Regions from separate parts of the Homo sapiens genome. Here region 2 is linked to region 1. A link is a contact called in ENCODE Hi-C or POLR2A ChIA-PET data. All regions are on one chromosome and are shown on one strand. The core of a region is the stretch at or near the end of the contact, and the rest is flanking DNA. Distances in the headings are between cores, read along the strand shown.

What was found. A loop is a pair of places that touch in the nucleus more often than their neighbours do. ChIA-PET counts read pairs that join two places held with the same protein, here RNA polymerase II (POLR2A).
Region 2: a map of endothelial cell of hepatic sinusoid shows a loop between it and region 1 (4-fold over the local background). The contact joins the promoter of HTR3C here to the enhancer-like site in region 1. A Hi-C loop is called at or near these places in 1 of 168 maps with a recorded cell type or tissue (endothelial cell of hepatic sinusoid). POLR2A ChIA-PET finds 5 or more read pairs at or near these places in 1 of 52 experiments (Panc1).

The regions. Positions count from the first base shown.
Region 1 is chr3:183,978,722-183,983,398 of GRCh38, reverse strand. ABCC5 (ATP binding cassette subfamily C member 5) reads left to right here. Exons shown (of 30, transcript NM_005688.4): 6 at 392-625; 7 at 775-948; 8 at 1,525-1,672. Among named protein-coding and RNA genes, the nearest start is that of ABCC5-AS1, 25 kb to the left of the region's middle. Within about 2 kb of position 2,863, at least 4 of the 41 ENCODE cell types and tissues checked have a DNase peak (open chromatin) inside an H3K27ac peak, as active enhancers do.
Region 2 is chr3:184,051,645-184,056,978 of GRCh38, reverse strand. It overlaps HTR3C (5-hydroxytryptamine receptor 3C), which reads right to left and starts at 3,932. Exons shown (of 9, transcript NM_130770.3): 1 at 3,832-3,932; 2 at 2,092-2,258; 3 at 1,623-1,667; 4 at 693-802; 5 at 1-104. The coding sequence starts at 3,898. RefSeq lists an enhancer at 2,178-3,377.

The sequences.
Region 1 (4,677 bases), core at 1,614-4,113:
TTGAAACGATCCAAAAAAAAGGTCTTAATTTCATGTAAACAAATGTATCCATGTGTGGAGATACTGGAATAAGGTCAAAGCTATACTTTTGAATGACCATGTGTTTAGAGTTAATTTCAGCTCATTGATAGGTTTATGTTACATTAGAAAGAGTAATGGTTTTGATGATGTCCTGTAAGGAAGAAAGTTTGCAATTAGACCTAGCTCCTGCAGAATGCCCTGAGTAAGTTACTGCAGGCAGCTTGTAATAATTGGGTCTTCCAAAGTTTTGCTTTGCTTGCGCACTGGTCCCTGAGTGGAGCTGCCTACTCTTTCTAACTTAACATAAAACTATGGCATTGTGTGTGAGTGCCGTGGAGATGTTGACAGTGGTGTGTGTCTCTCCCTGTAGGCCTTCATGGTGAAACACCTCTTGGAGTATACCCAGGCAACAGAGTCTAACCTGCAGTACAGCTTGTTGTTAGTGCTGGGCCTCCTCCTGACGGAAATCGTGCGGTCTTGGTCGCTTGCACTGACTTGGGCATTGAATTACCGAACCGGTGTCCGCTTGCGGGGGGCCATCCTAACCATGGCATTTAAGAAGATCCTTAAGTTAAAGAACATTAAAGAGAAATCCCTGGGTGAGGTGAGTGAGGGGTGTTTGCTTCACAGCAGAGAGCAACTTCCTAGCTTGAGGTTCATTCCTCTAGGGCCCTGCCTTATCCTTTATCTTCCTCCTGAGACAAATGAACCGTGTCCTTGCAGGGTCCCCTCACTACTCTTTGTATCTTATAGCTCATCAACATTTGCTCCAACGATGGGCAGAGAATGTTTGAGGCAGCAGCCGTTGGCAGCCTGCTGGCTGGAGGACCCGTTGTTGCCATCTTAGGCATGATTTATAATGTAATTATTCTGGGACCAACAGGCTTCCTGGGATCAGCTGTTTTTATCCTCTTTTACCCAGCAATGGTGAGTAAGCCTCCCAGCTGAATCCTGGCAGCTTCTCCTTAGGAGATGAGTTACTTCCATTGGGTTATAGTAGGCATTGCTGAGGTCTCACAGCTCTGATTGGAAATTTCCTCAAAGCAGGTTCAATCTAGAGCTCGATAGTGCTTGCTCTATAGGGACAGAATTTTGACTTGAGAGGAGGTAAGGTGTCACTTGCATGAAAGAGAGTCTGAATGAGAAGGTCAGCTGGTGAACCCTGTCCCACTTGACATAGGAGTGTTTGAGTCACTGCGTTGGAGTTGGTGCTAAGTGATAGGGCCCTCCTGCCTCCCCTTTGGAAGCACTCAGTCTCTGTGGTCACTATTGAGAATAAATACTTTCTTGTCTTCATTGCCTTATAAAGAGATAAGAATTCAGTAATGTTTTATTACAATTCAATAGGTCACTTTTATTAAAGACAGTACGATTACATAACATTTGGCCCATCCTAGCAAGCAGGATTATATGCTCATTTTATTGAGAATGACCTTAAGCAGATTAGGTAGTTCTCAAGTTTGAATGAGCTTTAATTTGGCGTGGCATCGCTTTTCCTTTCAGATGTTTGCATCACGGCTCACAGCATATTTCAGGAGAAAATGCGTGGCCGCCACGGATGAACGTGTCCAGAAGATGAATGAAGTTCTTACTTACATTAAATTTATCAAAATGTATGCCTGGGTCAAAGCATTTTCTCAGAGTGTTCAAAGTGAGTTTAAAGATTTTGTATGTGCATGTGGTAGAAGGACCTTGGATTCTTTGGGTCTTATAATTCACACACTTTGCTTTCTGAGCACATTACGTACTAGGACTAGTGTCTAGTATCGTAGGACATAATATCATAGAATCTTTGTGTTCAAAAGGGATCTTAGAGGTTTGAACCCATAACCTCATCTCACTGATGAGGAAATTGAGACCTGGGAAAATGTTGATTTTTCCCAGTTAAAACACAGCTAGTTAGGAATAATCCAGTTTCGAAGCCCCCTGTGTATATTCTCATCCTGCCCATGATTTTCCAGCCTGGTCATGAGGCTTTCACAGAAGACAATATCAAATTACTACTGAGAGCATCACCTTTGCCCACTCTACTCTGTGGTTTCACGGGAAATAGTTTGTGGCCCTTGAGGTAAACTGGGAGTCAGGATGGCTGGATGCTGGTCCTAGCTCTGTCAAACGTGTAAGTGCCCACAAAGCTAGGAGAAATGGCACAGATGGGGCATTCAGAAAGATCTCAACACAAATTGAACCAGTGTGCCTTGAAACAGGTGAAATTTAAGTAGTAGATAATTAAAAACAAACACATAGATACTTAATTTAAATAAAAGAGATGAGGCTGTTGGTGGACCATAACCTCATCAGGAGCTGAGTCCAGTGCTGTGAAACAGTCAATGCATTATAGTTGGAGTAGAAATACAGTGTTCAGGCCAGGCGCCAGTGGCTCACGCCTGTAATCCCAGCAGTTTGGGAGGCTGAGTTACGTGGATCACCTGAGTTCAGGAGTTCAAGACCAGCCTGGCCAATATAGTGAAACCCCGTCTGTACTAAAAATACAAAAATAAGCTGGGTGTGGTGGTGCATGCCTGTAATCCCAGCTATTCGTGAGGCAGAGACAGGAGAATCGCTTGAACCCAAGAGGCGGAGGTTGCAGTGAGCTGAGATCACACCATTACACTCCAGCCTGGGTGTCGCAGCGAGACTGTCTCAAAAAAAAAAAAAAAAAACAAAACAGTGTTCAGAGCAAGGCAGCTGTTGTTTTCCTTTCATTGAGTAACCTTCAGGAACATGATGTCCAATTCTGGAATCTACATTTGATTTATGAGGGCTGTTAAGCTAAGAAGCATCCAGAGGAGATGAGCACTCAAGAGGTGCCCAGCAGTGGACGGGGCTGCCTTGTTAAGCAGTGAGTTTGTTTCTACTAGAGTGGAACAAATGGATTCTGAATGGACATCTGCCAGCAGGTTGATGGCAGGATGGCTGCCACTGGTCCCTTCTGGCTCTCTGATTCTGTAGTTTTATGATCTTTTTTCTGAAATTTCCCTCATCCATCAGCCCCTGACTGGTTATCTTTACCTGTATGTATTAATTTGAAAAGAGTGTTCTTACTCATTATAGACATGGCCAAGGTGTATAATACATGTTCAAGTAAGGAGTTCAGTGTTTTTATGTGACTTACAAGCTAGCTGTGAAGATAGTTCCCAATGCCTTAGGCAGTGGTAATACCTTTAAGGTCAGTGTATACCCTCTTAGAAGAATTAAGTATTTGCCAGGTACAGTGGTACATGCCTGTAATCCCAGCACTTTGGGAGGCCTAGGCGAGTAGATCACCTAAGGTCAGGAGTTCAAGAGCAGCCTGGCCAAAATGGCAAAACCCCGTCTCTACTAAAAATACAAAAATTAGCTAGGCGTGGTGGCACAGCCTGTAATCCTAGCTACTCAAGAGGCCGAGGCAGGAGGATCACTTGAACCCAGGAGGCAGAGGTTGCAGTGAGCTGAGATCACACCACTGCACTCCAGCCTCGGCAACAGAGTGAGACTCCCGTCTTAAAAAAAAAAAAAGTATTGGCCGGGCGAGGTGGCTCATGCCTTTAGTCTCCACGCTTTGGAAGGAGAGACAGGATCACTAGAGCCCAGGAGTTCAAGACCAGCCTGGACAACGTACTGAGACCTCCTCTCTACAAAAAATAAAACATAACTGGGCATGGTAGTGCACATCTGTGGTCCCAGCTACTTGGGAGGCTAAGATGGGAGGATCACTTGAGCCATGGAGGTTGAGGCTGCGGTGAGCCGTGATTGTGCCACTGCACTCCAGCCTGAGCAACAGAGCGAGACCTCGTCTGAAAAAAAAGTATCTTATTGTTCTGCTTCCTGCTCCACGGTCTTCAGTACACTATGGTTGCTTTGCTAATATGGGGGTTGATTTTGCAAATATTTAAGAAAAATCATTCTGCCTATAGAAATTGTATTTCACCTATCTTCTTCCGGTTGTCATTACTGCATTTTTATATGGAAGCTTCTATCCCACTGCCAACATACAGCAGGCACTCTGGGAAATGTTAGTTCCCTCCCCACTGCCCCTTTTTTTTTTTTTTTTGAGATAAGGCCTGGCTTTGTCACCCAGTCTGGAATACAGCGGTGCAATCTCGGTGCACTGCAACTTCCACCTCCCAGGTTCAGGCAATTCTCCGGCCTCAGCCTCCCAAGTAGCTGGGATCATAGGCGTGTACTACCACACCCGGCTAATTTTTGTATTTTTAGCAGGGACGGGGTTTTGCCGTGTTGGCCAGGCTGGTCTCGAACACCTGACCTCAGGTGATTCCCCCTGCTTTGGGCCTCCCAAAGTACTGGGATTATAGGCATGAGCCACCGCACCTGGCCTCTTAGTCCCTCCCTTTTTAATTCTCCAGTGCCATTGTGTTGTCTTTCCTATTAATTCCTTAGGCAAAAAGTCAACAACAACCAGGTAAGCAAACACAACTGCCAATTATAGATACAATTAATGTGTTCATTCCTTCTCAACCTAAGAAATTTACAAGAAGAATCAGAAAAAGGTATCATAGAAGATGATGATTGAGTTCATACATAGTGACTGCTTTCTGTTAGATTCATTCCTGTCACTTGATCCATTTCAAACCTCAGCCTTTTATACCAGCTTTAGTGGTAGAGTTGATAGTCATAGGTGTTGAAGGGTGGCTGGAGACCTACAGAGTCTTGTTT
Region 2 (5,334 bases), core at 2,683-5,182, 73 kb before region 1:
CCAGGTTACAGATGCTGGTCACCCTCATTGGCTTATCATACTTAATTCGACCTTCACTGCTGATATAGGCAGTGAGACCGGAAGGCGTCTGATCCACATCCATGCTGTTTGGGGAAGGGAGGGAAGAGATGGAGGCTTAATCAGCTCTTGTCTCCCTTCCTTCTGGGGTCTCCCCTGCTGTGCTCTCCTTCTGGGCTCTTTCTCTTTCTATTTTTATTTTTTTGTTGTTTTTGAGACAGTTTCACTCTTGTAGCCCAGGCTGGAGTTCAGTGGTGCAATCTCAGCTCACTGCAACCTCCGCCTCCCAGGTTCAAGCAATTCTCCTGCCTCAGCCTCCCAAGTAGCTGGGATTTACAGGGATGTGCCACCACACCTGGCTAATTTTGTATTTTTAGTAGAGATGGGGGTTTCACCATGTTGGCCAGGCTGGTCTCGAACTTCTGACCTCAGGTGATCCACCTGCCTCGGCCTCCCAAAGTGCTGGGATTACAGGCGTGAGCCACCGCGCCTGGCCCTGGGCTCTTTCTTTAATGTCACTCTCTCGCCTCTTCTACTCGTAGTGATGTGTGGAAGTCAGTTCGTTGAGACTGTGTGCCTGTCTGAATCTTTCGGTGGCCCCATGCCCTGTGCTGACCCTAGGCTGTTCTCGGCAGATGAGGTTTCACGCTGGCTTCCCCAGCCTGCATACGCACGATTCCACGATGAAGATGTCTGGGAGCCACAGGTTTTCAGCTAATACTGTGAGTTTATTGATGCCAACACACTCTTTTGGGTTCCAATTAATGAAAGGATTGTCCCATACCTGCATCAGGGCAGTGAGGGACAGAGGTGAGTGACGGTGAGCTTGTCCTGTCGGCCTCTCCCACCCTTTCCATTCTTCTTTAAACCTTGATCCTCCCACTCCCATTTGTGACCCTAATAACCACAGCCTATCCCCCCATTCTTGATTTAACAAGGTGTCACCAGAAAAGTACCCCTTGATAGCCTTTTGGCAGGCAGATATTAAATATGGCCTAAAACCACTTGGAGTTAGGACCACACCAATATATTGGCCTGCACTTGGCCTTTTTTTTTTTTTTTTTTTTTTTTTTTTTGAGTTGCTATTTCAACCTTCCTAAGATTCCCAGGGAGGTTTGGGTCCCCATGGTGAGTCCAGTTCTACATGGAGTTATTTTTTCCCAGATCCCAGAAAAAGTTATACTTTGGGTAGAGGTTTGAACTAGAAAACTTTTAAGTCACTTTTTCTGTGTGTGTGTGTGTGTGTGTGATGGAGTTTCGTTCTTGTCATCTAGGATGGGGTGCAGTGGCACAATCTTGGCTCTCTGCAACCTCTGCCTCCCCGGTTCAAGCAATTTTCCTGCCTCAGCCTCCCGAATAGCTGGGATTACAGGCACCTGCCACCATGCCCAGCTAATTTTTGTATTTTTATTAGAGATGGGGTTTCACCATGTTGGCCAGGCTGGTCTCGAACTCCTGACCTCAGGTGATCCACCTGCCTTGGCCTCCCAAAGTGCTGGGATTACAGGCGTGAGCCACTGCTTCTGGCCCCTTTAAGTCACTTCTAACTCCTCAGGCTTAAAATTATAAATGAAGTGGGGAGGAGATAGTTGAATCTGCCTTACCAAATCCATCCACAGGAATGATGTCAGCAGCTGGAGCTGTGCATCCTGACAAGGAAATTTCCACTCAGGATTATTAGTGTTAAAAGGTTTGGCCAATGCCCACCTCATATTCCCACCAATATTTACTAATTTATTGGGCCAGGCATTGTTGTAGATGCTGAATTGTCTTTTCCTCACTCGTTTCCCCTGTGTCTATGGGCAATTCTGATTTTGATTAATATACAGACTACTTTTTTCTAGAGCATTCTAGAAATGACAGGATTCAAAGACAAATGCCTTCCTGAAAAAACATCACTGCAGTATTCTTCTTCGTGCCTCTCCATCGCATAGGAAAAGCATCTAACTTGCGTTAAATCCATCCAGGGTGCCTATTGTTCACCACGGGGCCAGGGCCATGTTGGGTTGACAGGGCAGAGGGTCCTCGTTCCTTATTAGAAGCCATGGAAAAGATGCAGGGACTAAGTCTCACCACTCCCAGGATGGCAGACAGGGTGAAGGAGATGTTGACACGGGTAGGGATGCTGTAGTTGGTGAATGGACGGAAGGCCTTTCTGTCAAACACTGCTTGGAAGACAGCAGGGTCAACCCCATGCTGGTCAAAGCCTGAGCAATTGATGGTAAAAGCGTCGCCTCTTCCTATAGAGAGCAGAGACTCCGTGAGAGAGGGACTCTATTTCCAGGGCTGGAGTCTCTCTGCAGAGAGATAAAATAGGGGACGTACTGAGAGGAGCAGGTGAGCCCCTCCTTCCCATGCCAAGACTCCCCAAGGCCATGGTTGGGGAGGATGGGCTGGGCTGGTAGGCAAATGGTGGAAGTGGATGTGGTGAGCTGAGGTCAGGGCTCTATTCTCATTCCCATTGCTTCATCCTCATGCAAAGTTTGCCCAAATCTGTATGAAAACTTGGCCTAAGTGCAATGGCAGCTACTTCCAGGAGTCCTTTAATGTACCCATCACAAGACTCTTGGCTCACCTAGCAGTAGAACTGCCCAAAACTTGTGGTCCAAGTCACCTAAAAATCGATGCTAATGTATTTCTCTCTCTAACTCTTAGGATCTTAAGTCTACTGAAGGCAAGAACTGATTTATCAAGAGGATAAGAGACATTTTACACAACTGCACTCACCAGGTAGATATGAGAAACACGGTAGGTATCTGACTGGGTGCTTACCTTGGTGCTATGCATTTATTTTGCTCTTCTCAGATTTAGTGACCTCAGTTGTCTCGTGGGTTATTTCTAGCATCGGGATCATGAGGTGACATCACTGAGCATACAGCATTTGTTCAGTCACAAAGTGAGGCCGGTGTGCCGGGCGCGGTGACTCACGCCTGTAATCCCAGCACTTTGGGAGGCCGAGGTGGGCGGATCACAAGGTCGAGAGATCGAGACCATCCTGGCCGACATGGTGAAACCCCATCTCTACTAAAAATACAAAAATTAGCTGGGCATAGTGGCGCTCGCCTGTAATCCCAACTACTCAGGAAGCTGAGGCAGGAGAATCGCTCAAACCCGAGAGGCGGAGGTTGCAGTGAGCCAAGATCGTGCCACTGCACTCCAGCCTGGGCGACAGAGCGACACTTCATGTCAAAAAACAAACAACAACAACAACAAAACCACAAAGTGAGGCCGGTGCAGATATTGTCTCTCGGCCATGGCCAGGGAGTCATCTGGGTAGTACCTGAGTGGCATCTTTGCTCCATCGCCATCATTATATGGTCCTTTTCTCTGCCTCCTTCTCTCTATCTCCATCTCTTTCCATAATATTTAAGGTATGTGTCCAGATTGGGAACAAATATTACCTCATGGAAGCAAAATATCTGCTCATTTCCACCTCAGATTGTCCCCTCCCTCAGGGCATGTTTAAAATCAGTGGCTACTCTTCTCATAGATATCATGTCAGGAGAAACAGAGACAAGGAGAGGGGGAAGAAGGGTGTGGTAGTGGAGCATCAGAAGTCAGTGAAAAGGTGGAATTGGAGAAGTGGTGAAATGAGACAGTTTGATAGATCCCTGTGCAGGCAGGAACAGAGAAAGTCTGTGTGCACTCATCAGTGAACTGTCTTTCTATCTGTCACCAAAAGGAAATCAGGACACAGACATTATGGAAGAAATATTTAACACATTAATTCTGAATGCCCTCCAAGTGCTAGAGGTGAGTCCAGGTGTCCCTCGGAACCACACTCTGGTCTTCCCTGTTCTCGTCCCATCTTACCTTGAAGCAGAAGACTGACAGTGAGGCAGAGGAGGGCACTCTGCCTTGCAGGCCACCCTCCTTCCATTCTTCTTTCTGGACTCTTCTCTGGGGATTCACCAGGAGCTCCCAAACCCTGGAGCTTAAAGGAGCTCAGACCACACCCTGGTTGCTGGTTTTGAATACTACTCATGGCAAGTGACCACTCCCTGTGACAGCCTGTGACCAGAGAGGTCCCAGCCAAGTGTCCTGCATTGGCTCTGCCCAGATGCACCTTCCGGGCTCCAGGCAGGCAGGAAATTGGGCGGACACTAGGGGAAAAGCATTCTATTTGGCAGCTGTGTGCTGAGATCCAAAACAAAATAACGTGCCTTAATGAGAGAATGTAGGCTGGGGAAATTAGGATTGTGTGCTTCCAAGACCAGGGAATCTGTGTGCACCAAGACCAGGTGCAATACTTAGTGATTTGGTTATGAATACCAAAGTATCTTTTTTTTTTTTTTTGAGACAGAGTCTCTCTCTGTCACCCAGGCTGGAGTGCAGTGGCACGATCTTGGCTCACTGCAACCTCCACCTGCCTGGTTCAAGCGATTCTCCTGCCTGCCTCAGCCTCCTGAGTAGCTGGGACTACAGGTGTGTGCCACCACACCCGCCTAATTTTTTGTATTTTTAGTAGAGACGGGGTTTCGCTGTGATAGCCAGGATGGTTTCGATTTCCTGACCTCGTGATCCACCCACCTCAGCCTCCCAAAACGCTGGGATTACAGGCGTGAGCCACCGCGCCCGGCCCCCTTACCAAAGTATCTTACAGCTTTTGTTGACATTGGAATTATTCCAAATGCCAAATTATAAAGCTTGGTTCATACCTTCATCATCTAGTGTCTATGCTTTTCCAGTAGCCCCTAACTAGATTTCCTCTTTACAGCGTCTCTGCCTTTCTGATTTATTCTCTCCAAACCAATGTTCTCCGTATAATTTTTAGGCTATGCACTGATTACATGATAATAGAACTCATAAAATTAAGATAGTAACACTTTGTGCTGTCAATAGTGTTAATATATAGCATTATTGTAAACTAGTAATCTCAGCTAACATCAATATCATTGGCATGTGTTAATATTATGTCTTATGTCACCACATTCCTATTAAAAAAAATTGGCTCAAATGAATGAATTGGAGCATTTTTATTTCAAGTATCTTAGCTACGTTTCCAGAAAGACTTGGACAGTTTTTCCTTGCAGAAAGGGTGAAGGGCCAGATGTAGAATACAAAAAAAACTTTGTTCAGAATTAGTGATCATGACAGCCCTAAGTAGAAAGTGCTGAGAAATGCAGGAATGACTTAGAGGCCCAAAGTAGGAAGGCACAGGAGAGGGCTGCAGTGGATTCCATTTGAGGTTTGCGGTAGCTGCAGTCCTTCAGACCTACCACCTCTGCAAGTAATTTCTTCCCTGACTTGGAAACTTGGCCAACTTGAGCCAGAGGTTGAAGGGAAAGAAAGAATCAAAGAGGGGAGAAAGAGAGG